Linked DNA regions of Homo sapiens: region 2 is linked to region 1. The links are chromatin loops, found by intact Hi-C in ENCODE. Cell type or tissue: breast epithelium. All regions are shown on one strand. Region 1 overlaps MCC (MCC regulator of Wnt signaling pathway). Region 2 overlaps MCC (MCC regulator of Wnt signaling pathway).

The links. A loop is a pair of places that touch in the nucleus more often than their neighbours do. Peaks named below come from ENCODE experiments on the same cell type or tissue, not always from the same donor. Only the 100,000 strongest peaks of a DNase experiment are listed, where the experiment ranks them.
Region 2: a loop joins it to region 1, with 7 times the contacts of the local background. A loop is called at or near these places in 1 of 110 quality-filtered maps.

Annotation. Positions count from the first base shown.
Region 1 is chr5:113,126,523-113,129,022 of GRCh38, reverse strand. All of the region lies in intron 5 of MCC (MCC regulator of Wnt signaling pathway), which reads left to right. Among named protein-coding and RNA genes, the nearest start is that of DCP2, 150 kb to the right of the region's middle. In breast epithelium, no CTCF peak of the experiment used is centred here; no DNase peak of the experiment used is centred here.
Region 2 is chr5:113,052,522-113,055,021 of GRCh38, reverse strand. MCC (MCC regulator of Wnt signaling pathway) reads left to right here. Exons shown (of 19, transcript NM_001085377.2): 15 at 1,063-1,297. Among named protein-coding and RNA genes, the nearest start is that of DCP2, 77 kb to the right of the region's middle. In breast epithelium, no CTCF peak of the experiment used is centred here; a DNase peak (open chromatin) is centred at 1,211; H3K27ac peaks cover 1,094 bases.

The DNA of each region.
Region 1 (2,500 bases):
AATCTGACCACTAAGATTTCAGGCCTGCACTAGGAGCTTGATGTTTCTCCTGATCTTTGGGCACACAGTTACCTGTGTGTTGTTGGTATCACGTACATCTTGGTATACATGCAGCCAACAAAACACACAGGCATCTGTTCATCTTCATGTTGTTGCATTTCAAAAACTGTAACCAAAACCTCCTTGTCTGCCAGCAAAACATGTTGTTCTGATTAATTTACAGTCTAAAAAGTATAATGCAATGAAATAAAAATAAAACCCAGAAAGAAGAGTGTTTCTCTCTCCCTGTTTTCCTGTGTGGTCTGTATCAATCTCTTTTTTAATATTTGGAAGTTCTTGAATATGGATCTTATATGAGCTCTTGTTAAGACAAAAATGGATTGTTATATTCATAGGAGAGCATTTCAAAATCCCATTTGTTCAATTATTCACCAAAAGATTCATAGATGAGTCTGATCTTCTCTATGCTATCTGAAAAAATAAGAGGAGATAGTATTGAAGAAAGAACGAGGACTTTATTCATCACTTATTTCCTGTATGTAATAGATTCTTTCAGAGAACTAAAAGGAATACATTTCCTTCCAATAGCTTTAAAACAAAAAACAAAAAACTTTGTTCTTTAAAAGAAAGCCAGCCATTTAAAGGCAAGTCTACTCTTAATTTAAGAAAGAATGCAGTTCGCCCAAAAAACACCAGGTCAAGTAGGGTGGATTAGTTGGCCACAGCTGACTGACAGCTTGACAGCTGTCAAAGCAGGCAGATGACCATCTGGCTCTTCTCCACAAATCATTCCAATCCAATGGAAGGCATGAATGTGCACCCAAAATGAGATAGATAATGTGGATAGTTAGTGACATGACAGTCTATCAAATGCTGTTGACTCCATAGTACTTTCAGCTTGAAGTCTAGATAGCATAGTAAGAATTATACTTCCATTGACTTTTCCCTCTTCTGATTAAATTATTTTACCCCTAACCAATAATGAGAAGGAATCTTTAATAAACAATGAAATATCTTTTCCTTCAGTCATGACATTACAGTTGACCCTCAAACAATGTGAGGATTATGGGAGACAACCTAGGCAATTTCATTCTGCATGGAGGCAAGGGCAAGGATTTCATGACAAAGACACCAAAAGCAATAGCAACAAAGCAAAAATTGACAAATGGGTTCTAATGAAGCTTAAGAGCTTCTGCATAGCAAAAGAAACTATCAACAGAGTAAACAGACAACTTACACAATGGGAGAAAATATTTGCAAACTATGCATCAAACAAAGGTCTTTCCAGCATCTATAAGGAACTTAAACAAATTTACAAGAGAAAAACAACCCCATTAAAAGGCGGGCAAAGGACATGAACAGACATTTTTCAAAAGATATACATGCAGCCAACAAGCATATGAAAAAAAGCTCAATATTGCTGCTCATTAGAGAAATGGAAATCAAAACCACAGTGACACACCATCTCACACCAGTCAGAATGGCTACTATTAAAAAGTCAAAAAATAACAGATGCTGGTGAGGTTGCAGAGAAAAGGGAATACTTACACACTGTTGGTGGGAGTGTAAATGAGTTCAGTCATTGTGGGAAACAGTATGGCAATTCCTCAAAGAGCTAAAAGCAGAACTAGCATTCAGCCCGGCAATCACATTACTGGGTATATACCAAGAGGAACATAAAGCATTCTACTATAAAGACACATGCATGCAAACGTTCATTGCAGCACTGTTCACAATAGCAAAGACATGGAATCAACCTAAATGCCCATCAGTGACAGATTAGATAAAGAAAATGTGGTACGTATATACCATGGAATACTATGCAGCCATAAAAAATACAAGCTCATGTCTTGTGGGAAGATGGATGGAGCCAGAGGCTATTAACCTTAGCAAACTAATGCAGGAGTAGAAAACTGAATACTGTGTGTGGGAGCTAAATGATAACAAATGGACACAAAGAGGGGAACAACAGACATTGGGGCCTACTTGCGGGTGGATGGTGGGAGGAGGGAGAGGAACAGAAAATATAACCATTGGGTATTGGGCTGGGTGATGAAATAATCTGTACAACAAACCCCCCAAGACACGAGTTTACCTGCGTAACAAACCCTCACATGTACTCATGAACCTAAAATAAGAGTTTAAAAAACCCCAACAATATGAGGGATAGTGGCACCAACCCCTACACTGTGCAGTTAAAAATCCACACATAGCTCATGACTCACCAAAAACTTAACTACTAATAGTCTACTGTTGACTTGAAGCCTTACGGATAACATAAGCAGTCAATTAACACATAGACTAGTATCTATTAGGTTGTGTGAAAGCAGTTGCGGTTTTTTCCATTACTTTCAAAAGCAAAACTGCAATTACTTTTGCATCAACCTAATGTATATATTTCATGCATTTATGACATACCTTAAAAAAAGTTTGTTTTTGTATTTCTAGGCTATACGATTCATCTGAGTTTTTTTCAAGTTGTCACAAATTTCCAGAAAAT
Region 2 (2,500 bases), 74 kb after region 1:
GTCACCCCTAGGGAGGCCCAGTGCAAGTGCAGAGAAACTGCTGTCGGTGCACACTGGCCTCAGAGTCCTCAACCGAGTGGAGTGGGCCTTATTCGGAGGCACGGGGAGCAGCCTGCCCACTGCTGGAAAAGGCCAGAGCCCACTTGAAAGCCGTGGCCTCCGTTTTCCAGTGGTGCTCCCCCTTTCATGGTGGTTTGGTCCCCTAGAAACCTTCCTGGGCTGCCACAGGCCTGGGGTTCAGCTGGGGGCTCCCTGCCTGGTCACCATTCACCTTGGGCTGCCAAGGGCCCTTGGGCCAGCCCGAGTCCCTATAGTGAACACTATACTCAGACTATCCTGTGAAGGCCAGGGGGTACCCTACTCCCAAAGTGGTTATTGCTGTGTTGTGCACCCCTGTGTTTTTCATGGTACATGTTGCAAACAACAGAAGTAAACACAGCAAAACAGCCCCCTTCGGTGCTGCTCCGCAGGGACGGCTGCCACAGCCTGGGACACCTGCGTACACGTGCGAGGGTGTGACACGCATCTGTGGATCATGCCATAGGAGTTTTGTGCTTCAACTTTTGTTGCCTTAAATATACCTTTTTTAAGTTCTGACCACATGAGTATCTTTTTTATTACATATATAATATCTTTTAACCTATGTCCTCAAAATATCACCACCATTGTCGATATCACTATAATTTCACTTATTACAATTATCACTGTAATGTCCACATGATTTCCCTCCTTTTGATAGGTGTGATAAATCACTAAACTGTATTTTAGATTATGTTCCTTTGTATGTGTATCTTTTTGCTTCTGTGGAATTATTTCCTTAGAAATTCATTTCTAGAGTCCACAGTGTTGCGTCAAGGAGTGTAAGCATTTGTTATTCTTCATACTTAATTCTTTCCTAAAAGGTGGTATCATTTTCCTATGCTGTGAAGAAAACTGATTTTTGGATTACCATCTAAATAACACTGGGGAGAGGGAATGTGGAGAAGAGTGAGGAGGAAAGATCTATTTGCCATGACTTGGAATAACACAGGGTGGTGGGTCTTTGTTTTTCTTCTTTCTCAGCACAACCAGCTCCACAGCCAGTAGTTGCGACACCGAGTTCACTAAAGAAGACGAGCAGAGGCTGAAGGATTATATCCAGCAGCTCAAGAATGACAGGGCTGCGGTCAAGCTGACCATGCTGGAGCTGGAAAGCATCCACATCGATCCTCTCAGCTATGACGTCAAGCCTCGGGGAGACAGCCAGAGGCTGGATCTGGAAAACGCAGTGCTTATGCAGGAGCTCATGGCCATGAAGGTATGTGGTGGGTGGGTCCCATGTGCTAGGCTGCCACCAGGAGGAAATCTAAACAACCTCTGAAAGCAGGTCCAGCAGATAAGGAGGAATCAACCCCTCCTGCCCAGAGAAGAGCTAGACCCTTGTTTATAGACAGAGCTGGTTTCACTATGTCTGGGGGTCACTTGGGCTGCGTGTTTCTGGACAGGGGAGTTGAATTTCTAAGGGATTTCTCAGGGTGTCCCAGCCCAACTTTGGAGCCCTTCATCCTCTAAGAGAAGCCAGGTCAGACCTCTGCAGGGTGGAGCCTCTGTCCATCTAAATTGACCCCTAATCTCAAGAATGCTTGGAAATATGTCTTGGGTTGCTGATGCTGATGTTAACTCCGGCAGGGGGAGAACAGGGTGAGGCCAGTTGTAGAGTTTGGCCGAGAGCCCTAGTTTCCTGACACCCTGTACCTTTGGTGCAATGTCGAGCCTGCTCAGACCATAGTGCCCTCCAGTGAAGGTGTACAGTGCTGTTGAGGTCAGTGTTTCAGTGGATCTGAAACACTGGGCCCTTCAGCTGCTAGTGGAGATACCTACCTGCTGGTATTTCTACAGAAGGGAGCTTTCTTGGAAAGCTGGTGTCCCCTACTGGGAAGTAGTTAAACCGCCATACCTACAACAAGACATCACTTTGCCTGTTTCTGGTGTGGAATGCCAGGCACCAGCCCTTCACCTGGTACCTGCTCTTACAAGGCAGCTGTGGTATAAATAAGACCATATCTGATATTTGTCCTTGGTTTTGGGACAGAGTTTGAGAAACCCTTGGAGTTTCTTGCTGAGCTAGGGGTGTCTTTGTGATGCTGATGAGGTGACTTATGGTGGGCCCTAGACAGCTTCAGAATGTGGGCTGGTCACCAGAAGGACCAGGCGTGTGTTGGAGGATTGGGACTTTCAGCCACCTGACCTCCGGGGAGGGGAAGAGAGCCAGAGATTGAGTTTAGGACCGGTCAGGAACTGGAGTCTAGCAAGCCAGAGCAGGTCGTGGCAGTGCAGAGTTAATGGCTCCTATTAGGATCAGTACTGTCCGCAGCAGGGAGAAAAACAACCCCCTGGTCGCACCATCTCTGGAGAGTGGAGGGGAGCTGGCAACAGCAGCCATCCTGACACCCTCAGGGGTGACTCACTCAGCACAGCCCTGTCCTTGGGAGCTTCTTGAGCTAGAATCTGGGCGAAGTTT